2 separate regions of the Homo sapiens genome follow, and region 1 is linked to region 2. A link is an interaction called in ENCODE POLR2A ChIA-PET data of the cell type or tissue named here. Cell type or tissue: CD4-positive, alpha-beta T cell. All regions are shown on one strand. Links, peaks and the distances in the headings refer to the core of each region. The heading gives the core; the rest is flanking DNA.

Region 1 (12,578 bases), core at 1,819-9,818, 53 kb after region 2:
GAAAAAAAAATAAACAGAGCCTTGTAAAGTGACCCCAAATGTGTATACACCAAACAAAGCTGCAAAATGTATAAAGCAAAACTGATACAATTGAAAGAGGAATTGACAAATATACAATTATAGGTGGATACATCAACACCTCTCTCTCAACCATTGACAGAACTACACAGAAAATCAGCAAGAACATAGAACTTATAAACATCATCAATTACAAGGATCCAATCCACATTTATAGAACGCTCCACCCAACAACAGAATACCCATTCTTTTCCAGTGCCTCTGGAACATATGCTGAAACAAACCATATCTCGGGACATTAAATAACATCGACTAATTTAAAATTGCTGAAATCATATCGTTTTCTCCAACCACAGTGAAAAGAAACCAGAAATTAATAAAAGAAATAACACAGGAAAATCTCCATACGCTTGAAACTAAACAACACACTTTTAAATAATCCACGAGTCAAAGGAGATGTCTAAAGGGAAATTTTTAAAAATACATTGAACTGAATGAAAATGACAATACAAATTATCAAATTTCATAGGACACTATTCTCCAATCAAAGGAACTAGGGCTCCTCAAAGAAATATCTGATTCCAGGATAGGGACATGAAATGTACAATGTGAGTCTCAAGCATTTTGCAGTCCCAGAAAGTGAGGAAGTGCTAAACCAAAACAAAAGAAAAAACACGTGGTGATATGTTAAAGGGTCACAGGAGTCAAATGAAAAAGTTCCCAATGTCCAAAGCTGGAACTACAAAATAGAGCAGTATTGGATTATAAACCAAAATTTAAAATAAATATCCATGAGTTGGACACACAGTGGGGAACAACACACACTGGGGCCTGTGGTGGAGGGAGCAAGCCGGGGAGGGAGAGCATCAGGAAGAACAGCTAATGGATGCTGGGCTTAATACCTGGGTGATGGGTTGGTCTATGTAGCAAACCACCATAGCACACATTTACCCATGAAACAAACCTGCACATCCTGCACATGTACCCCAGAACTTAAAAGTTGAAGAGATATATATATATATAGATATATATATCTCCATGAGTACATGCAGATATAACTAAATGATTATATAAATAAATAAATGGAATAAAAGAGACAAATATCACCTGGACAAAATTTCAAATAAATTATATAGATACTTGTGATGGTTAATTTTATGTGTCAACTTATCTAGGCCACAGTGCCCAGATATTTGGCCAAACATTCTGGATGTTTCTGTGAAAATGCTTTTGGATGAGATTTACATTTAAATTGCTGGACTTTGAGTAAAGCAGATTGCCCTCAATAATGTAAGTAGATTTCATCTAATCAATTGAAGATCTGAATGGAACAAAAAGAGGGACCTCCTCTGAGCAAGAGGAAACTCAGTGGACTGCCTTTGCACTTCATCTGCAGCACTGGCTCTTCAAGGTTCTGCAGCAGATGGTCTTTGGACTCAAACTGCAACTCTTACTCCTTCCTGAGTCTCCAGCCTGCTGACCATGACTGATACCATAATCCACCCTCATGAATGGAGAGCATAACTCCCCAGTCCTTAAGTGTGGACTGAACCTTCCAAAGAGTGTAGTATGGAAAGGGGTGGGGAGGGAAAGAGTAACTTCACAGTGGAGAAACTTGACAAACACTACCTTAACCAAGTGATCAAGGTCAACATCAATAGTCAAGAATCATTTTGATAATATATGCCCTTGATATGATGTAATGAAAATAGCATTTTACATCTGTGATCTTCCTCCCAAAAACCAATAATCCCAGTCTAATTATTAGAAAAACATCAGACAAATTCTGATAGATGGACATTCTATAATATACCTGACCAGTATTGCTCAAAACTGTCAGGGTCATCAAATATGAGGAAAATCTGAGAAACTACCACAGCCAAGACGTGCCTAAAGAGACATGAGAATTCAATGTAACGTGGTGTTCTGGATGGGGATCCTATTACAGAAAAGAAAATGAGGTGAACACTAAGGAAACCTGAAAATTGTGAATTTTAATTAATAATATACCAATATTAGTTGATTAGTTGTAAGAAGTATACTATATTCATGTAAGATGTTAACAATAGGGGAGAGCATGTGTGCAGAGCAAGGGAAAAATGAGATCTCTTTGCATTATCTGCTCAATTTTTCTGTAAATATAAAACTGTTCTTAAAAATAACCTATTGGCCGGGCATGGTAGCTCACTCCTGTAATCCCAGCACGGGGAGGCTGAGGTGGGAGGATTGCTTGAAGCCAGGAATTCAAGAACAGCCTGGCAACATGGCAAGACCTTCTCTCTACAAAAATTCAAAAAATAAAAATAAAATTGGCCAAGTGTGGTAGTGGGCACCTTTGATCCCAGCTACTGGGAGGCTGAGGTGGAGGATTACTTGGAACCCAGGAGATCAAGGCTACTGTGAGCTGTGGTCACACTACTGAATTCCAGCCTGGAAAACAGAGTGAGATCCTATCTCAAAAATAATAATAATAATAACAATAATCTATTAATTTAAATAATTTAAATAATTCACATCCATAAAAAAATCATCATCACATTTTCATCACATGGTTTTAACTGATATGTGAAAAAAAGAGCAAATGTGTATAGAAAGTTCCGAAAGAAGCAAAGGTCGAAGAAGTCTAAAAGCAATGTAACCTTTTTCACAATTAAGCTTCTATTTTTTTCCATAGACAAATTAAAGATATATGAGTACATATACGAATTTTAGGACCAGGCACCGTGGCTCACGCCTATAATCCCAGCCCTTCAAGAAGCTGAGACAGCCACATCACTTAAGCTTAGGAGTTCAAGATCAGCCTGGGCAACATGGTGAAACTCCATCTCTACAAAAAATACAAAAATTAGCTGAGTGTAGTGGCGTGTGCTTGTAGTCTCAGCTACTCAGGAGGCAGAAATGGGAGGATCACTTGAGCCCGGGAGGTCGAGGCTGTAGTGAGCCATGTTCGCACTACTGCACTCTAGCCTGGGCAACAAAGTGAGACCCTGTCTCAAAAAAACAACAACAAAAGAATTTTATGTCCTATATATTTGTTTTTTTGTCTTTTGGGTTTTTTTGAGGCGGAATCTTGCTCCGTCGCCAGGTGGAGTGCAGTGGCACAACCTCGGCTCACTGCAACCTCTGCCTCCCGGGTTCAAGCGACTCTCCTGCCTCAGCCTCCCGAGTAGCTGGGATTACAGGTGTGTACCACCATGCCTAGCTAATTTTTGTGCTTTTAGTGGAGACGGGGTTTCACCATTTTGGCTAGGATGGTCTCGATCTGTTGACCTTGTGATCCACACGCCTCAGCCTCCCAAAGTGCTGGGATTACAGGTGTGAGCCACCATGCCCAGCATGTCCTAGATATTTGTACATTTGTAGCTTAAATTATTGTGAGACTCAACTTTTCAGTATGATCTACCTGGGAATCTTACTGGAAATATTGATTTGGGATCCTTACATAGTACATTCAGCAACTGAATTCTAGGCACATTAATTTTTACCTTCCACGGGCATATTTTTTTTCACACACTCCAATGTTGTATGAACCAGCTCTTTTGTAGTCTTTTTTTCAAGAAGCTGAGAATATTTTTGAAAGAAAACTGGAAAAGAGAATAAAGACCATTTATTTTCCTGGTAGCATTATGACTTTGCTCTTTATCGTTACTTTCTTGCATTCTTTATTGAAATAAAACTTACAAATGCCCTATTACTGGAGTAGAGGGAAAAGATTTCCCATACTGAAACTATAGATATCTCTAGGAATAGCTGAAAGATCAGTAGTTGGAAGAGGACACAACAGTTCCATCATAATGGATCTAAAGGGACTCCACATTCTCCTTCAATACTTAATATAAGATGCATGCAAAGGCTAACTCTTGGGGGTGGGGGGATGCAGGGCAATAAACACTTGTATTTAAGGATGTGCGCACCCTGGGACTTTGGAGCAGATGGGAGAGGGGCAAATTAATTCTGAGGAGTTCTGGGTTACCTTGAAGAATGGAGAATTTTAAAAAGAACCCCACATGGATCAAGAGGGCATTATTTTCTTCCTCTTCTCTCCATTACTCTCTCCATCCCAACTGGCTCTTACTCCTCAGCACACCAACGCTCTCATGTTTCTCCCAGTTTAAAACTAACCCACCTCTCCCTCTAGAAACTGAACTTTTGGCCGGGCACATTGGCTCACGCCTGTAATCCCAGCACTTTGGGAGGTCGAGGCAGGTCAGGAGTTCGAGACTAGCCTGGCCAAGATGGTGAAACCTCGTCTCTACTCAAAGTACAAAAATCAGCTGGGCGCAGCGGCAGGTGCCTGTAATCCCAGCTACTCGGGAAGCTGAGGAAGGAGAATTGCTTGAACCTGGGAGGCGGAGGTTGCGGTGAGCTGAGATTGCGCCACTGCACTCCAGCCTGGGTGACGGAGCAAGACTCCATCTCAAAAAAAAAAAAAAAAGAAATTGAACTTTTTGTCTTTCCTCCCTACCTTTCATTTGCTCCTTGACCCATCATAGTCTGGGTTTTACTTCCACTATTTCACTAAAACCATCCCTAAAGTGGATCCTCAGTAATATCCTAGGGTTACTTAGTCCTCTTCCTATTTGACTTCCTTAAAGGCTTGACCCCAGTTGCCTTTCCCCTTAGCTCTTGGGACACTACTCTTTGTTGTTTTTGTCTTACCTTTCTTGCTGCTGCTTCTTACACTCTTTGATGAGCTCCGTTTCCTCCATCCACCTCTTTTAAAATGTAACATTTCCCAGAGTTCCATCCTTATCCGTCTTTCTCATACTAAGTTATCTCCGTGAGTGATATCATATATTCCCACGGCATCACCTGCTACCTCTATGTGAAGGACTTCCAAAGCTCAGACCTCTCTCCCTAAATCCAGACAAATGTGTCTCCCAGTAGACACATCCATTTGAGGTTCTCACAGCCATATAAAACTCAACATGCCCAAAACTTAAATCACCATCTTCCAACCCAAACCTGCTACTGATCCTATATTGTCTACCTCTTTGAAAAACTTAATGATTTCTGAGTTTACAAAGTCAGAATATTGGAGCCATACTTTACTTCTCTGGGTCCCTTATTTCCCAGAACTGAATATTCATCAAGCCTCTACCTCCTTTATCATTCAAAATTACTTCATCTTCTCTTTTTTCGCTAACACTAGCCATAGATCAGTCTGACAATATTTCTCAATTGAATTAATGAATTATCCTTCTAACCTCTCTTTCCCTCCAAATTTGTCCTCATTTATCCATTTTCCACACCTCTGTAAAAATCATGTTTCTATAAGTCCAATCCAATTATATCAATTCCCTGCTTAAAATTCTTCAATTTTCTCTATGACTGTGACATTGCAAAAATGGCCACAACTTTCAACATACCCTGTATCTACACTGCTTTGCAATGTGATTTTGCAGCTTCTTCAATCAAGAAATGTGGTCTATTTCTCCACCGCCTGGATCTGGGCTGCCTGTAAGACTTCTTTTGGCCAATAGAATGTGCAGGAGCAACTCTGCGCTAGTTCCAAGGTGAGATTTCAAAAGGCCTTGCTTACTTCCGCTCTCAGTCTTAAAAGCCTGCCAGTTGCCATGTGAACAAACCCAGGCTACCCTGATGAATGATAAGAGAAACGTGGCCAAATCTCTCCTGCCATTCCATCTAACATCCTGTTCCTCAGAAGCTAAGTTGCCTGTGGCCAGTACCCAACCACATATACATGAGTGAGTTCAGCCAGGACTGGGGAAATCTCCCAACTGACACCAGTCTCAATTGCCAAGACACAGATTTATGAGCTAAATAAATAGTTGCTGTTTTAATCCACTAAGTTTTAGATTGGCTTATTAACCAGCAAAAGATAATTGATAAAATAACCTTTAGGAGGGAAAAAATCCAAACTCTTTATCATGATATACAGCAGTCTTCATGATCTGAGTCCTGTTTCTTTCTGCCACCTACAACTTCATTTCTTAGTTCTTTACTTAGCACCATATGTTCCAGTCATGCATACTTACGTTTCCCCAAATTCCATGCTCTCTCATATCTCTAGGTCATTCTTGGTACACACAGCTCTAGATGTCACCTCCTCCGGAAAGCCTACCTCAGCCTCTTGCACTTATTATACTTCTTAACTGTACAACACTTACCATACAATGTTATAACCACTGGTTCATTTTATCATTCTCTAAATTTCTTGAGACCAGGGGCTGTGGCTCTGTCTTGACTCTCTGTCTGGCACAGTGCCTGACATACAGTAGATGGACAATACTTATGAAATGACCAAAGAAATTAATAAAGAATCTACCTAAATGTATACTGCTTTTTATGCCTTTTAAAAATTTTGAGCCAGGCGTAGTGACTCATGCCTGTAATCCCAGCACGTTAGGAGGCTGAGGTAGGCAGACTGCTTGAGCCCAGGAGTTCAGGACAAGGCCAGGAAACATGAGAAAACCCTGTCTCTACTAAAAATACAAAAAAAAAAAAAAAAAAAATTAGCTGAGCATAGTGATGCACACCTGTAATCCCAGCTACTTGGGAGGCTGGGGTGGGAGAATCGCTTGAACCTGGGAGGTGGAGGTTGCAGTGAGCCAAGATTGCACCAATGCACTCCAGCCTGGGTGACAGAACCAGGGGGAATAAAACTCAACAAATGCTGAAAGCCAAAGATACGCAGCAATCCACCTAATTTGCAAAATTGACTTTTAGATCCCACACAGTCTTGAGCAGGGCAGGAATAATCAGAGTAAAAGCCAGTGGAGAACTCTTCCTGAAATATTTCTTCCCATCTCCTTGTTGTCTACCTGCTCATCCCAAAACATAAATGTCTGTGCATTCAAATCAGACTGGCCTGATAAATGCTACCAAGGAAACATAGATTTGTCCTCACTTACATAGTGTCTAGTATAGAGATGATGCCCCATAGATTTCACTCTACAACACAAATACATACACCCACATTTATGCTTCAGTTTCTCTAAATGAGAAGGGATTCCATTATTTTTACAGGACAGTAACTAAATCCAAATAAAGAGCAAAATTCACAGTGGATTCCCATGAATTATGTCTCCCCAGAGAAAATTTCATTTCAGATTTCTGGATAAGCTCATTTTCAAAAGTCAGTTTTTAAAGGATACCCTCTGTTCATGGACAGCAGATATTGCTTATTGGTTCAGTTGGCATACTTACTGACAAAAGCAATAAAGAATGAGATTGCCAATAGCAGGAAAAATATCAACAGTGAGGCACAAAGCAGCTTGGGGAATCCGGTATTACTTTTGTGAGGGGCAGTCCTCTCCTTGGAAGCTGAAGAAGAAGCCAAATTAGTTTTATCAGTAATAAGTTTGGTCTTTACTTCCTCTTCTTCCTCCTCCTCTTTCTCTCTCTTTTCTTGGATGACACACAGTTACTAACGGTATGACATTTGAAATCACATGAGAATAGGAATAGAAAGGATATAATAATATTCACTGTAGAAACTTTAAAAAATACATAAAAGTACGAATTCCTACAATTGAGGATAACTGTTATGCCATATAACTTATAATATACCATAATATTTTGGTATATATCTTTCTAGCAATTTTTTGAATGTATATATACACATATGCAAATTTTCCCACGATTGACATACCATAAATACTGATTTCTGACCTATTATTTTCCTTTACACTATATCATGAACATTTTTCATACCATTATATTTTCTTCTTTAACACTCCTTATTATGGTTGCATAGTATTTCATCATATATTTAAATAATGGTTTCCAACTTTAAATAATGCTATAGCAAATAAATCTTTATAATCATTCCTCATCACATGTTTAGAATAAAGTCAGTCTTTTTAGTTACCATCTCATGGTTAGGAATCACTTTCTTCGAGTTATGATATTTTGTCAAATGATGGGGGAAAAAAATTCAGTATTATATAATATGATTACATTTTTAGTAAAATACATATGCACATTATATGTATTTGTATGTGGAAGGATATTCACTAAATTGCAAATTATGATTTTCTCTAGATGATAAGAGTAATTATAATTCAAATATCTGTGTACCTCTGGTTAATTTTTTCTACAATGAACATTAATACTTGTGTAATAAAGAAATTATATAAAGTTTTTAAGGAGAAAAAATTTCCCTAAGTGCTCTCCACACCTTCACAGAGGTATTTTAGAAAGCGTAACTATAGTCCTGACCCCTTCCCCCATAGTTTCTTGTACTCTATATACATTCTTTTCTCTCTTTTGCTCTATACTTGAGATATCACACATGACACCCAAATCACCTTGCATCTACTCCCAAACGTAACAGAGTCTGTCTCAGAGATGCAACACGCAATAGGTTCTCTGATTTCAGAAAAAGTTTCCTGGAGATTTAAGAGACTTTCTTTGTAGACTTTCTAGTCTTTCATTTGCAAAGGCCTTTTGTTACATTTCCATCCATTACCAACAAATATACCCTCACCACTGTCCACCCAAACTCTTTCCCTCTAACTGATCAAAAAACAAATCTCACAAATTCATCAGGACCCCCTGCATCTGGATTGATGGTTTCAGAAGCTGTACTCAATCTCTTAACCCCAGCCCCACTCAGCCTCAGAAAACACAGGGGCATCAGAGCACTCGCCTTAGCTCAGAACTGGAGTGGATTTCTCTCACCTCTGTTTCAGTAAGCAGAGTGGAGGCTGAAGAGAGTGGCACAAAATCTTTTCTTCTCCACAATACAAATGTACACCCCGTAATGCGTATCTGCAGGCCACTCAATCTTCTGGGACTCTTGTGTTTCCCAGACATACTCAATCAGACAACCAGCAACTGAAAACACCTATGCCTTATTCATAAACCCTCTCCTCATCCTTCACCTCGTCATTCACTCTGACCCCTAGAAAATGATCTTTACCTGCAGAAGAGGCTGTGTTGATGCCTGAGGACTTGAATTCATTTTTGAACCTCACTTCAGCATAAGTGATTTCCGAAGTCATAATGGGAAGAGAGCTTCTGCTTTCTTCAGAAAATCTGTTTCAGATCTTTCTTAAAACATCTTATAAACAGGAACCAAACATGGTGGTAAATTACCTCCTTCCTTTCACTCAACTAGTGGAGAGCAGAGGCACCAGATAGGCACATATCCTCAAGAGGGGTCTCATGAGAACTAAGAACCACAATAAAAACTAAAAACCGCAGTTCACAGAAGCCCTTTCCTCAGGACCAGTATAGTGAGAATCACAGCCTTGAAACAAATGCAAGCAAATGCAATAAAAGTGGGAACTCAAAGGGTTGCGGAAAGAGGAAGAAAAATAAAAGAAGAACCAAGCACTTAGAGTCTTTCTGGAGAACTGCGTTTTTCACCAGTAAAAAATACAATTTCTGTGCTTCCACACACAAATGTAATTACTTTTGACCAAACATCCTGAACATAGACTTATGTTGCATTCATCTCATCAATTTTGACTGATCAGGCAACTTGTTAGTACCACATTCTAAGAGTATCATTGACACAAAACTCACATATCAGCCTCCCCACCTTCACGAATTAGTTTCCTGTAGCATGGTGGGGATGGCAAAGTTTAAACCCCATGTCTTCTGAAGCTGTTCCTCCATGCTCTCTGTGTTTCCTTGTTGGTAACTAACTCTATCAAAAGTCTGCATTCATCTTGCTAGAATCTCCAGAAAGCAGCTCCCTTTACTGGATGTTGGAGGAGAGGGAAGGCCAGCCTTTATTCCATGCTTCCCTAACCTTTTAATCGCCACATCACCTCCAATATATATGACTATTTTTTAACAGTTAGGAGAATTATATAGAATCACAGTATAGAAGGGGATAAACTTAAACAAAGTACTAAATATGACTTTTTCCAAAGGCCTAGAAGAAAACACTCCAAATATTAAATCCTTCATGTGGAATCTCTCCATAGACATGCTCCCAGCTCACACCTGGATTCTCTGCCCTCAACTCTCCGCAAATGATCCTCCTTTTAATCTCCCCCAGCTGATTCCTTCTCCTGCATAACACACATGCATACATGCATGCACACACACACAAACACACACGTCTATATTTCTATATTATTTCTATATCTAAATATATTGAACACCATGAGTTCACACTAATTCCTCTAATTCCAATCTAACACCACAAGTTTCATTCTAGTTTTCTCCCTTCCCACATTCCTAACTCCTTTCTGTGACACTAAGAAACCTGCTTTCATTGTCTTTCACTTATTCCTTATTTGATCAATCTCCTGGATGTCGTCAATCTCCCACCTGCTAAGATGTCCCTCTCTTCCTAGTTGGGCTCTGACTCCCCAGTCCAAGCCACCATCCCCTGCGCGGATGCCCTCCCTCCTCACTCTGAGAGTGCCGGCAAAGGGCCAGCCCACTCCCCACCCCCATGAACATCCCCCAACAAACATCCCCCTCACCCTGCCAAGGCTCTGACTCCCTGTGCTAGGCCATTCCTCTGCAGGAAAGCCCTCCTCACTCTGCTTGCACTCTGATTCCTGATGCTGGTCCCCTAGTCACCACTTAGACCCCCTTAGGTTCTAATGCTCCACACAAGGTCACCCTATGGGTGGAAGCCCTCCTCACCCTGGAGGGGTCTGATTTCCTCACCGGGCTATCCTACCACATGGACCACCTCCTTATCCTGCTAAGTTTCTGAAACCCACACCAAGTCCTCCCTCTGCATAGAAGCTTTCTTCATCCTGCTTGGGCTCTGACACTCCATGCAGGTCCTCCATCCCCCAGCAATAATGTCCATCTTACCCTACTTAGGATCTGAGTTCCCTCACTGGGCTACCCCACCACATGGACACCCTCCTTATCATGCTTGGTCTCTGAAACCACACCAGGTCTACCCTCTGCAAGGATGCTCTCTCTCCTCATCCTGCTTAAGTGCTGAGTCCCAACCCCAACTGGGCCAACACTAGGCATGGGTGCCCTCCTCACCTCTCCCACATGCTGACATACATACCAGGCTGGCCCTAGAGTACTCTGCTCAGCCATTTGCGACTCTGACTCCCTATAGAAGGTAACCTCATACATGGATGCCCTCCTCACCCTGCTTGCACTCCAACTCACTGCACCTGACTATCCCACCACATAGATGCCTTCTTTACCTCTCAGACTCTGACCTCTCACATCAGGCTACCCCTACTATGGACACCCTCCTCAATCTTATCCTCTGACACCCTGCACTGGGCCATTGCCAGGAGTGGACATCTCCTCGCTCTGGTTCCCCATGCCAGGACACTTTCCCACCCCTAAGGGATGTTCTTCTCACTCTGCTTGGGCTCCAGAACCACTGTCAAGCCAATACCCTGCATAGTCACCCTTCTCACCCTGCTAAAGCTCTCCCCCTGTGCCAGGCCACTGCTGCTCTCCCAGCCACCTCACCATAGACACCTATCTTGCTACTGCTTTATTTAGAATCAAATTATTTAGTAAGAAAAGGGAAAGGGGAATGACAAAGCATAAGGGAAGGATAAGGGAATTTTAAGTTCTCCACAAATTAATGATTGGGCCTAACCAGCACATGCACGTAGACAGGTATACATGCACACATATTCCCTGAAATAACAATCATTGATTCTCAGAGTCTTTACAATCTAAGCTCATAATTAGAAAGCAAACCATATTCCTAAAACTATAGCTCTCTCCCTGGAATAAGTCACATTATAACTGGATTACACCGTATCACCAACAACCCCAAAATCCAAGTGGCTTACAACAACAAACATGTATTTCTCACTTACATTACACTTGTGCTTAGGGCCACCTTGGAGTTGACTGCAACTCTGCTTGGCCCCTCTCCAAGTGTTTTCTCATTCTGGAAGCTGAGATCACAGAATAGCTCCTTGTAAGCTGAACCATGTAGTAGCATCCTTTATTCAGATAAGGTGTACGTTGTATTTGCTCTGATTCTGTTGGCCAATGCAAGTTACCTGAACAAACCTGCAAGTGAGACAGGGAAATATACTTTGTCTACAGAAAGACATGTCAAGGGTATCAAAGTTTAATCCTTTCACAAAGGAGAACACAGACATTTGGAAACAATAATAGAATCTATCCCCTTATCCCTTTAAATTATTTATCCAAGAGATCTCTTGGGCAGTGATCTCCAAAATGGGGCACAAGTACCTTAGGCAGTATAAAAGAGGATCTGCTAAGGCACAGAGAAAAAAACACTAAAACATCTATTTACATTTATTTAAAGTTTTAAGGAAGATAAGCTTTACTAGTATTGATTGCATGTCATGTGTGGTATGGTACCTATTATGAGGGAAGACTGGAAGTTCCACAACTCTGAGAGGCTGACAGTGTGCCTTCACTTGTTCGTTCACTCTCTGAATATTGCATCATGTTGCAGTTAACCTAGGTAATAAAGAATTTGCCTGGATTTTGTTCCCACTTCCTGGAGGTAGCCTTTAAATCCTTGGAATTTTCCAAATAATAGGATTGTCTTTGTTATTCATGGTGGGCCCGTATATCTCATGCTAATGAGGTCTCTCATGATGGGCTCTAAGATAGTTTATGCTAAGAAGGTGATTCAGGGTGGGGCTGGCCATGCCGGA
Region 2 (12,578 bases), core at 1,861-9,860:
CATTTATATCATCACCATTATGATTGTTATTAATGTTATTATTATATTGGTACAGTTCTTTATCATGGATATATTTGTGGTAGTTTTTATGCAATGTTGAATAATTTTTTTATGTTCCTGAAGACTGTTGAATTTGCTGAAGATGATTAAAAGACAACCTTAAAACATAAATACCACAGCAACCCCAGGACTCCTACTGTACTGCCTGGTGTCCTGTAGAAGAATGGGCTTCCTGAATTATTCTTTTATTTTTCAGGCAAGTACCTATTCATACCAGCATAGGAGACTGATGAAGTGCACCCTCATCTTGCCATGGGCTCAGAAAGAATTCATACATATGCTTTATGTGATAGCAACTCTATGTGTAGGCCTGTGAGCCCCAGAATGCACTTTTTTTTTTTTTTAATGTTTTTTTTTTTTTTTTTTTTTTTTAATTGATCATTCTTGGGTGTTTCTCGCAGAGGGGGATTTGGCAGGGTCACAGGACAATAGTGGAGGGAAGGTCAGCAGATAAACAAGTGAACAAAGGTCTCTGGTTTTCCTAGGCAGAGGACCCTGCGGCCTTCTGCAGTGTTTGTGTCCCTGGGTACTTGAGATTAGGGAGTGGTGATGACTCTTAAGGAGCATGCTGCCTTCAAGCATCTGTTTAACAAAGCACATCTTGCACCGCCCTTAATCCATTCAACCCTGAGTGGATACAGCACATGTTTCAGAGAGCACAGGGTTGGGGATAAGGTCACAGATCAACAGGTTCCCAAGGCAGAAGAATTTTTCTTAGTACAGAACAAAATGAAAAGTCTCCCACGTCTACCTCTTTCTACACAGACACGGCAACCATCCGATTTCTCAATCTTTTCCCCACCCTTCCCCCCTTTCTATTCCACAAAACCGCCATTGTCATCATGGCCCGTTCTCAATGAGCTGTTGGGTACACCTCCCAGACGGGGTGGTGGCCAGGCAGAGGGGCTCCTCACTTCCCAGTAGGGGCAGCCGGGCAGAGGCGCCCCTCACCTCCCGGACGGGGCGGCTGGCTGGGCAGGGGGCTGACCCCCCCACCTCCCTCCTGGACGGGCCGGCTGGCTGGGCAGAGGGACTCCTCACTTCCCAGTAGGGGTGGCCGGGCAGAGGCGCCCCTCACTTCCTGGATGGGGCGGCTGGCCGGGCGGGGGGCTGACCCCCCCACCTCCCTCCTGGACGGGGCGGCTGGCCGGGCAGAGGGGCTCCTCACTTCCCAGTAGGGGCGGCCGGGCAGAGGCGCCCCTCACCTCCCGGACGGGGCGGCTGGCCGGGCCGGGGGCTGACCCCCCCACCTCCCTCCCGAGCGGGGTGGCTGGCCGGGCAGAGGGGCTCCTCACTTCCCAGTAGGGGCGGCCGGGCAGAGGCGCCCCTCACCTCCCGGAAGGGGCGGCTGGCCAGGTGGGGGGCTGACCCCCCCCACCTCCCTCCTGGATGGAGCGGCTGGCCGGGCAGAGGGGCTCCTCACTTCCCAGTAGGGGCGGCCGGGCAGAGGCGCCCCTCACCTCCTGGACGGGGCGGCTGGCCGGGCGGGGGGCTGATCCCCCCACCTCCCTCCCAGATGGGGCGGCTGGCCGGGCAGGGGGCTGACCCCCCCACCTCCCTGCCGGACGAGGTGGCTGCCGGGCAGAGACGCTCCTCACTTCCCAGACGGGGTGGCTGCTGGGCGGAGGGGCTCCTCACTTCTCAGATGGGGCGGCCGGGCAGAGACGCTCCTCACATCCCGGACGGGGTGGCAGGGCAGAGGTGCTCCCCACATCTCAGACGACGGGCGGCCGGGCAGAGACGCTCCTCACTTCCCAGATGGGATGGCGGCCAGGAAGAGGTGCTCCTCACTTCCTAGATGGGATGGCGGCTGGGCAGAGACGCTCCTCACTTTCCAGACTGGGCAGCCAGGCAGAGGGGCTCCTCACATCCCAGACGATGGGCGGCTGGGCAGAGACGCTCCTCACTTCCCAGACGGGGTGGCGGCCGGGCAGAGGCTGCAATCTCGGCACTTTGGGAGGCCAAGGCAGGCTGCTGGGAGGTGTAGGTTGTAGCGAGCCGAGATCACGCCACTGCACTCCAGCCTGGGCACCATTGAGCACGGAGTGAACGAGACTCCGTCTGCAATCCCAGCACCTCAGGATGCCGAGGCTGGCGGATCACTCACGGTTAGGAGCTGGAGACAAGCCCGGCCAACACAGCGAAACCCCGTCTCCACCAAAAAAATACGAGAACCAGTCAGGCGTGGCGGCGCGCGCCTGCAATCGCAGGCAGTCGGCAGGCTGAGGCAGGAGAATCAGGCAGCAGTACCGTCCAGCTTCAGCTCGGCATCAGAGGGAGACCGTGGAGAGAGGGAGAGGGAGACCATGGGGAGAGGGAGAGGGAGAGGGAGAGGGAGAGGGAGAGGGAGAGCCAGAATGCACTTTCTTTCACCAACTAGTCCACCTAACTTTTCTAAGTCAAATCCCCTCTCCATGCTTGGATAGGTCATGAATGGCTTTCTGTTACCTACCTAAGATGAAGGGATATTGCTAAATCAGGTTTGTGGCCAAGAAACTTTTACCTGGAGTGGCAGGAGAGGGCCTATCTGTTCACCAGAGTGTCTGTAACTTTTCTTTTTTCTTCCTTTTTATTTAATTAATTAATTAATTAATTTATTTATTTATTTATTTATTTATTTTTTGAGATAGAGTCTCGCTCCGTCGCTCAGGCTGGAATCCTGATCTTGGCTCGCTGCAACCTCCGATTCCCAGGTTCAAGCGATTCTCCTGCCTCAGCCTCCTGAGTAGCTGGGATTACAGGTGTGTGTCACCATGCCCGGCTAATTTTTGTATTTTTAGTAGAGAGGGGGTTTCACCATGTTAGTCAGACTGGTCTCAAACTCCTGACCTCATGATCCGCCTGCCTTGGCCTCCCAAAGTGCTGGGATTACAGGCATAAGCCACCGCACCTGGCCTCTGCAACATTTTCTAAGTCAGTATAGAAGCTCTTTGAACCACCTTTTCAGTCGAAGAACTCATGAAAAAGTCCTCCAAGAACTTGTGACCTTCTGGAAATTGTCAAAATCTCTACAGGTGTCCAGAGTCATCTAGATCTGTATTGCAAGCCACTGACTGGGTTCCAGCATTATTAAAGCAAATGCAAAATATGCCATGCCCAGCAAAAAAAATCCAGAAGCCATGGTATTTAGCTGTTTCCATCTTTCTTCCCTCCTGCAGTTGGGAGAGTACTGAGTATCATGCCCTCCTGCAGCCTCTGGAGGACATGCCAGTGCCTAGAGGTACCAGTAGAGAGGGGCCATGAAAGAGCAGATGACAGCCAGGTAGCTGGGAATGACATTGTCCTGGGGCTTATTGCTTGTCATGAACTCTGCCACTGGGCAACATGTGCAGGTGTGGACCCGTGCCTTCTCTGGATCCCTGCCCCATCAGCCAGCTGTCTTATCTCCTGAAAGCTGGTAGGTGTTGGTCAGCATGGTGTTCTAGGACCAGGGTTATATTAACATTCCCTCTTAGGCTGAAACACCAGAAGTTAACACAGGAGTCCACAGGTGTGCACATACTAACCTCCAGATTGTTTTTCTTCTCGTTCTAGATGTTCATCCTTGCTTTTGGGACTTGAAATAACCCTACACAGCCAAATATTTATGCCTATTATCCACTTATGGAAAACTTATATGTCCCAAGTCCATAGGGTTAGTATTATTATCAGTATTAAAACCATTAGTACTAGTATCATGATGATCATTATTCCTGTTAATAGCCATCAATATTTTTATTACTGCCATTGTTAATATGGATTTTTCATTATTGTACAGCAATGAATATAGTTTATCCATTCACAAATGGTGTTCAGTTACCAAAGATGTCCAACAAGGCATGTTCTACAGACATATACATACACAGCTGTCCTGGAGACCCAGCTTTGCCACCAATTGCTCTTTCGTAAGATGAGATCCCCCAATACCCACCAGTTTTTCAGGACTCGACCTGAGCTGGCTCAGCTAGACCTGGAAAAGTTTCCTATGCCCAAATGTACTTGGAAAAATTTAAAAGTCTCTTCAGAGGCCCAGTAATAGCTTTTGGCAGCTTCTAAGACCAGGGAGGGTTTCTTGGCCATCCAGAGCCATTCAAATATTCTAAGTAAACTCAAGGATCCAGAAACCCCACTTGCAGTCATGAAATACCAGTGAATGGCCTCTGTGAGTCTCTTCAAGTTTTTCAAAGATGACTGCCTGGGAAGGCTGGCCAGGAAGTCACCCAAGCCCAACCTTCTGCAGGATGTTCTATGTCAGCCAGGGACCCAGTGAATTGCCATTGAACAGAAGGGAGGAACAGAGACAGCATGCCTGAGCTTCTGGAAACATTCTAAGTGTCCTTGTTGGCCCAGAAAAGACTGGTGCTACCATATGAGGCACAGACTTGGCAACCTACCTACTCCAGGAACCACAGAAGGTTTAAAGGTTCCCAGGAAGTCCCAGGAAGGGCAGCCATGGCCCTTTAGAGCCATCAGATTGTATTCTAAGTCTACGTGGGAGACAGTGCGCTTAGCTTCATAAAAACACCAGTGGAGGTGCTAACACTTGCCCCAGTATCCAGTCTTTTCTACCTCATCTCAGAGCCAGGCAGCCACTATTTCCCAAAGCTGCTGTGCAATGAAAGGGGAATATTCTAAGTGCTCTCCTGTGCCCACGAAATTCTGTGGCTGTGCTGAAAGACAGGAGTTGTCCTCCGGAATGCTCTTCAGAAATCTGACAGCACTGGTCAAGATTAAAGAAGCTCAATTCAACGTCATACAAAACCAATCCCCCCCAAAAAAAAAAAAAATGCATAGTGAGACAAAATGAACACACCTGCTAATAATCATAAATGACAATAATAACAACAATGATGATCTTAGTGATAATGCCACCAACACTGTTAATGGCAATAACAATAAACCTGAGGTAATGAGTGTTAGGGTCCCGATTCACCGATGTGAAGGATGGCGACAATTTCTGGCCTCACAGAAATAAAGGAAAAGTAAACACCTGGAGGAGGAGGAGGTGAACCTGGAGCTCCCGCCGGCCTCTGGGCGCTCCTTGGTGGAAGGAGAGGGTCTTGGTCCTGAGCCTGCCCGGGATCCACCTACACCAGAACCCCGGAGTCCCAGTCCCTGGATGGGCTCAGTCCCACCCAGGCCAGACGCCCCGGAGCCCCGTAGCCCGGGTCCTCCAGCCCTCGCTGCCGCCTCTTCTCGCGGAGCCGGGGCCGCCCCCGCGCCACCTCAGCCTCTGCGGGGCTCTGGGAGGGCAGCGCCGAGGATGCTCCGGGCCCAGCGCGGGTATCCGAGCCCAGAGTGGGTATCCGGCCTCAGGCGGATACTGACGCCCTGAGGGCGCGGAATAGGGCGGCCTGCGCAGGGCCCGCCATCTCGGGCCTTGCAAAAAGAGCGGCCTCTCCAACGCCCCTACCGGAACCTCCCCGGAGGCCCCAGCCCCAAAGCCAGGGCGATGGCGCCTCCCTGACCATGGGTGAAGAAAAACTCAGGTCCTCCCTGGAGACCCGGCCCGCCGCGGGAGGCAGACCGCGCATGCGCCCTGCATGGCCGGAAAGATGAGTTTCATTGCCCTCTGCCTGCCATGAGGTGGCAGCACAGGACGTTTGGCCTTAGCGGTGGACCTGAGTCTGAATCACTGAAATTCAGGGGTAGATTATTCAGTACTTTTCTTTTGGAAGATCAAATGGAAATTGAGTACGATATCTTGTGCTTTAATTGAAGAAGATGGAAATAAAGAAGCAAATTCAAAAATCAGTATACAAAAGTCGATTGATTCCCTCTATGTGGAGGGAAGATGAGCTTGAATAAGAGAAGCATTCTGTGTTACGCTTTAATAATGGCTGGAGATCTGCCACCATGCATTTGTCAAATCCCATAGAATTTCATAGCACAAATAGTACATCTCAATGTGGCTCAGGAGTACATATAATGTCAGCCACAGTTTGTGGGTAAATTACATATTTAATTAAATAGATTAAACAATAAATAATGATATGAGCTCTGCCTGGACACAGTCCTTGCCTCTCCAACCAGTTTGCCAAGGGCTTGAATTTCTTGCTCATTATCCTCACACTTGACATAAACCCTGGCTGCAGAGTAAAATCAATCACTTGTGGAGATTTTTTAATATATTGATTTGTCAACTTCAACCACGGATAAGGCCATTTAGCCTTAGTAAGGCCGATCGTATTAAGATTGTGCCTGTTTGGCAAAATTTCAAGTCATCCCACTTGATATTCAGGAAACATTTTCTCTTGAGTTTTAGGTTCAGTACTGAGGCTCCTTCACGGACAATACATTTTCCAATTCTGAGGACAAGGCAGAGGAGGGCCCCTCTGTGAGAACTTTCATTTTGCTTCGGGAAAAGTACATTGAATCGAATATAGGAAAGGCTTGCAAGGTGGCTGACAGGTTCGGCTGTTTTATCATGCTGGTGTTTTATCTTCTGGACTGCAGTAAAAGGAGCACAGCTGTGTCTGTCTCTGTGTAATAACTCAGGACTCACCTGAATAAAATGTGGGGTGTCATGAGATGAACTGCTACTTCCAGTTAGAGAGGCTCCAGGGACAAAATTTCAAGAGCCTTCTGAGGGATAGAAGAGAAGAGCTGCCTTATTCTCTGATCCCAGGTAACTGCTCAGAGACAGAGGCAAGGGCTGCGGACACCCAAATGCATATACTAGGGGTCTTTGATACAGCCTCCATTTCCCTGCTAAATCTATGCAATGACACACTGAGAAATCTAGCAAGTGGGGCTGAAGATCCCTGGTGTGTCAACTCGAGGGTTGGATGGAAACAAGTGGTTTTAGTGGACGTTGAAGTAAAGGGAGGTGAGCTGTGAGGAAAGAGCTGTTAAAGACTGGGGAGACTCAGAAGTTGGGGTAGAATCTCGACCAAGAATCTCACCCAAGGAGTGCAGATGCAAATCGATTTGTTAGGGCTGCATAAATGAAACAAGGGCTTCGCCAACATACTAAGTTTTTTCAACAACAGATTGTATTCTTTCAATATTTGTAAGTATTGATCTTTTGGAAAAGTTTAATGAGATTTCTTATATAATTCTGCATTCAATTTATTCCCTGGTCACTTTACTATTATGCATTTATATGCCACATTTTTATGAATAGATATTTTCTCAAATTTCTGAATTATTTTGCTAAAGTATGTGTTAAGAGTTTTTTCTAGAGGTCCACCTTCTTGACTCACTTTTCTGATGAGAAATCTATCAGGTTTCTCCACAGTGATTTTCAAGTTTGATAGCTCCTCAATGTGAGAAACTTAATGTCAACTAAGAAATGAATTACCACTAAAGAATTTTCTCCTTTCAGGATGCTAACCATGTTTTGTCCAGTGTGAAATCTCACATGTGCCACAAGTGTTGCTCTATGAAGAAAGGATTTCTCATGATTTTTCATTGCATAACTTCTCCAGTAAGAAGTATTTGGTATTCCAAGAGAATTCATTGCCCTTGGAAAGACTTTCCCTTCTTATTTAGCTTATGAAGGCTTTCCTCTCTTATTTTCCATTTTAGCAGCATTTTATCACTCTGTTTTCTTGTGAACATCAAGCCTGGTGCTTGGCTGAATGTTTATTCACAGAAAATACAAATAAAGGGTTCATCCAAGTAAAGTTTTCTCATGTTATTTGACAATAAATTGCAAATAAAAATATTTTCACACTGAATGCAGAGTTAGAGATTCTCTACCTGAAAGTCCCACATGTTTTAAGTTAAAGCTGTTGCTGAAGACTTTTAGTTGACTATGTTGACAGTTTCAGCTCTCTCATGTCATTTATGCTCAGATCACTAACAAGTCTTTGGTACATACATGTCATACAATTTCTCTTCCATATGAATTTATTGATGTGGACTGAAGAATAAAGGTAACTGAAGTATCTTCCATGTTGATTCCAGTATTTCTTCAAAATATGAGTCCTTTGGCATGTTTAGATGCTACAACTACAGCTGAAGTCTCTTCCACATTCCTTACCTTCGTCATTCCTAACACAGTGTCATCTAAAGTCAGAATATGTTCTGAAGAAGTTTATAATTTTCTCTCCAGCGTGAATTTTCTGATGCTATTTAAGACTAGTACATTGACTGAAGGCTTTCCCACATAAATGGCATTCATATGGCTTTTCTCCAGTGCATGTTCTCTCATGTCATCTAAGGTCGGAAGACAGACTGAAGGCCTTCCCACATAGAAGACAAGCATGTGGTTTCTCTCCAGTGTGAATTATTTTGTTTCCTCTAAAGCCAGAGCTTTGACTAAAGGCTTTCCCACTTTTATCACATTCATAACACTTTTTTCCAAGGTGAGTTCTCTCATGTCTTCGAAGGTTAAAGGATTGAATAAAGGCTTTCCCACATTGATGACACTTATATGGTCTCTCTCCCGTGTGAGTTTTCTCATGTCTTCTAAGGTGAGAACACTGAGTGAAGGCTTTTCCACATAGATGACATGCATATGGCCTCTCTCCAGTGTGAGTCATCTTGTGCCGTCTAAGGCGAAAGCAATTAGTATAGGCCTTTTCACATAGATTACATTGATATGATTTACCTTTAGTATGAATTTGTTTATGTGGTTTAGGGGAGAAAAGATTACGAAGAGATTTTCCACACTGTTTGCTGACATAGGGTTTCTTTCCACTGTGAGTTAACAAACGCTGAGTTATTGTGGAACTGTGAGTGCAATCTTCTCCCGAATCATTACATTCAAAAGGATCCTCCAGAATGAGAGAGTTCTCCTTTGGGACAAAGATTAAAAGCTCTTAATGGTTTACCCACATATATCTATACATTCATTTCACTACCTTTGAATCCTAGACCAAACATTCAGTGGTAGACCCCAGTTGAAAGCTTTCCAATGTTTCTTGTGTGAAAGGAAATTAAATTTTGGGACCCCAAACTCATTTAACCAAATGGAAAAATCAAGCTGGGAACTGGGTCACAGAAACCTGCCTCCCCCTTCTGGTTCCTAAATAATACGGCTACAAGATGAAAAGCTACACGCCTCCCCCATATTTTGCCCACAAGGAAATTCCTCATGAGCTGTTAAAATTACACCATGGCAATGCAAACTGATAACTTGTCTTTACAGGTGCAGTCATCCCCAGTTCACCAGACACAAATGCATATCTGATTGTTTCCCTGCCCAATTTTGCCTATGTTGTCTTATGTAAAATGCAGCTTTCCTGCATTATTCCTCTGCCTCATTTGTTTATGTCATCTTATGTGAAAAAATCCAGATTCACTGAGCCAGAAAAATGCATGAATGACTATTTTTTCTACCTACCTTTTACATGAAAATTGTGTACTTCTCAATATCCCACCCTTTCCCCTTTAAATTTGGAGCCTTCAAAATCTTCTTTGGAGAAAGGCATACACCTGTCCCCTGGGTGCATGTCCTTAACTTTGGCAAATAAATCTCCTAAAATGATTGAGACTTGTCTTGTCATTTTTCTCGATTGACATTTGCATACACATTATCTCCTGCAGACACAGATATGTTCTCTTCTGTAAGATCTCAACTGCAGAGTTATTGCATAATTGTGATGATATCAATATCTTTCAATGTCTGGGCATGAGCAATGTATATGCACTTGTTCTATTTTAGAGATCTCATGTTATGGTTTAGAACACAGTTCAATGTATTCACTAAATTCAAAGTATTCAATTTTTTTTTGCTTAGAAAGCACTTAATGCCAGCCTAATTACACTCAGGTGATTGTGCTTCATTACTAACTTAACCCATTACCATGTCTTTAACTTAGATGACTGGTGTACACAGCTATAAAACTTACCATTGTCATACTGGTGGATGCGTCTTTTCTGGTGATAGGATGCATGGATATCATGTGTTTTTTCTTAAGGGCACTTTCCCTGTCTGAAATAATTGAAAAATAAATTGTTACATTGGTATTATGGTAATAAAATTGTTTGAAAAGCCCCAAGGCCCATTTACTTTTTTTCAAAAGTTGACACTTAGATGTGGCAAGTGTGTCAAATGAAGAAACTACTTGAATAGAAGAAATAGATTGTACAGTGTCGGCAATTAGAAAAGATTTTTAAAATTAAAATGTGAAAAGAGTTAAAATGGAGATGAGATATCAGGCAGGTAAATAGAGGGATAGTCTTCACAGGGGTATCAGGGAAAGAGTCAGCATATGAAAGTTTAACCCCAGCCAAGTACATGAATTATCCTTTTCCTAAAAGTGAAAGAAAAGTAAAAAAAGAGGACACAAGAGTAGCATCTGACACATGAACAAAATGACAATAACATCTAAGGAATTCTGCTCCAGTAGCCTAACCTACATTTTAGAAATTATCACTCATTTAATAAAACCACTAATTAATATTCAACTGATATTATTCATTGACAAAGCACCTCCTCCTATTAGAGCACAGGACCCTGTTGCTTACCTGGATTCTGGTCTTGAAGAAATTCTCTTCCTTCCCGCCACAGCTCTTTTCCTTGCTCCAGCTGCAAAATTATATAGGATTTGCTTATCTGGTACCCTGTTAGTGGAAAGAATACATGTGTTTTGAGTTCACTGTCAATAAATGTGCATTATCACCAAGTGTAAGGCAGGCTATCAAGGAAGAATAAAAACAGTGAAGGTCAGCTCAGGCCACAAGACCTAGAACACAGAAAACTCCCCAGGACTTTTCTGACCCAACATGAGACTGGAAAATAAATCTAAACAAAAGGGCCATCAGGAAAAGGAAATTCAAAACAGTCAGGACCTATGAATGCTGAGTCCATGCCTAAGTTCCAAGACACAATGCATAATACACAATCTTTTCAGAAAGAGAGTAATTAAATCTCTGCACAGTGTGTTTATTATTATTCTCACACAGAACAAAAAAAAATTCGATTTACAAAAATAATTGGTGTTCTATATGGAAAAGATATTGCTATTGTTTTCACTAATTGGTCTCAGCCTAAGCATAGACTAAAGCAGAAGAGTTATTTAGAAAATATTTAATTTAATACATTGAAAATATTCGTTAAGTTCCCAGGTCTGTTATGAGTATTAGAGACTGAGTACCAAAGAAACCATGAAATCCTTGTCAAGACTACATTCTAATTGAGTGACAAACTAAATAAAATAAAATAAAAAGAAAGATATTTATTTCAGATAGATTTAGAAAGTTCAAACTTTTTTCAGATGAGATCTGTGAGAGAAGCAGAGAAGAGATTAGAGTGAGATATGGGGAAGCTGTTCTAACACTTATTGAATGAATGAGCGAATGTGTGTCTACATATGTACGTGAATGTTGAGGGACTCACCGAGGGACACCAGGTGACTGATATTTTCCAGCATCACATCTCTGTACAGCTTTCTCTTGGATGTGTCCATCATGGCCCACTCTTCCTGGGTGAAGTCAATAGCTACATCTTCAAAAGTCACTTTCTTCTAAAACATCACAGACATTTTAGTTTAGACAGAGAAATCCCTTTCAATGTCCGGAAGAGGAAGGCTGAGATGACATAGCTAGGAGCTGGGTATGCAGAATACTCAGTGTTTTGGGTTCCAGCCAGTTCATTCTCAGTACTAAGCTGGTATCTGCCTTTCAGATTCACTCACAGAGATATACCCACTCTGAATCCATTAAACTTTACTATAAAGAAATATCGCGTGAGGTGTGGCATAATATAACCCAGATATTTTTCAGTAATGTGTTAATCACCTCTACATAACTGATTATAAAATTTTCACTTGAACATTCATAAATAAAATGAAATTTACCATGAATTTCAAGTAAATTACGGATTTGTCACAAGGCAAATAACCATGATTTACTACTTTTTAAACATGACTGTGATGAAATAAACTATTTCTCTAATGAACCACAGGTTTCTCACCAATCAAATGGTTAAGAGACCTATGATGTGTTTTGAATAATCTAATGGACTAATAGAAAACGTGTTTCCTATCTAGCAAATATTTATTAAATATAAGTCATTGATCCCTTATTCATTAAAAAGTTAGAAAGTAATGAACCAGACTCCAGCATTCTTCAGAACTGAAAAAGCTTTATGCAGAATATAGGATTCAATTCATACATATAGTCTCTTTAACGTTATATAATTCAGGTGTTCATGACAAGGCTTAAAGACAGTCTAGCAGCACAAGACAAGACCGCTGAGGCTGCTATACTGAGGAAATCTTAGTCCGATGATTCCTGTGATATGAAGCCTCCTGTTCTCAACTTTCTCTCGGCAATCCAAACATCAGTTATCATTGTTTCTCTTTTAAATTTACCTTCTCACTTCACTTGTTCAAAGATTTAAAAAGCCTCTTCATTGTTTTTTTTCTAACCAGCCCGTATAAAGCATTTCCACAGAACCCTAAATTGTACTCTATCTACTATATTCCTTCTTCTGAGTGTGCAACCGTAATTAAATAATTATATTTCTTATATGTTACTTTCACTTACCAGAAGGCAAAAAGGTTAATTACCAAAAGGTAAAATGAATGGGGATAAGAATAATAATGACTTCTTTAGTTGTCCTTTCACAAAGTTTTTAGAAGCTC

What was found. Peaks named below come from ENCODE experiments on the same cell type or tissue, not always from the same donor. Only the 100,000 strongest peaks of a DNase experiment are listed, where the experiment ranks them.
Region 1: POLR2A ChIA-PET joins it to region 2 with 6 read pairs; 1 of 35 experiments calls an interaction of 5 or more read pairs at or near these places.

Annotation. Positions count from the first base shown.
Region 1 is chr12:8,120,288-8,132,865 of GRCh38, reverse strand. It overlaps CLEC4A (C-type lectin domain family 4 member A), which reads right to left and starts at 9,249. Exons shown (of 6, transcript NM_016184.4): 1 at 8,906-9,249; 2 at 7,189-7,305; 3 at 3,504-3,602. The coding sequence starts at 8,987. RefSeq lists an enhancer at 9,330-9,379. In CD4-positive, alpha-beta T cell, for the core only: no CTCF peak of the experiment used is centred there; a DNase peak (open chromatin) is centred at 5,545; H3K4me3 peaks cover 719 bases.
Region 2 is chr12:8,173,204-8,185,781 of GRCh38, reverse strand. It overlaps ZNF705A (zinc finger protein 705A), which reads right to left. Exons shown (of 6, transcript NM_001004328.3): 3 at 11,330-11,456; 4 at 10,459-10,554; 5 at 9,840-9,922; 6 at 5,736-8,783. The coding sequence ends at 8,199. FAM66C (family with sequence similarity 66 member C) reads right to left here and starts at 5,573. Exons shown (of 8, transcript NR_026788.1): 1 at 5,030-5,573. RefSeq lists enhancers at 4,710-5,209, 5,405-5,534 and a silencer at 5,135-5,254. In CD4-positive, alpha-beta T cell, for the core only: a CTCF peak has its summit at 5,647 (motif pointing right); a DNase peak (open chromatin) is centred at 5,441; H3K4me3 peaks cover 727 bases; H3K27ac peaks cover 265 bases.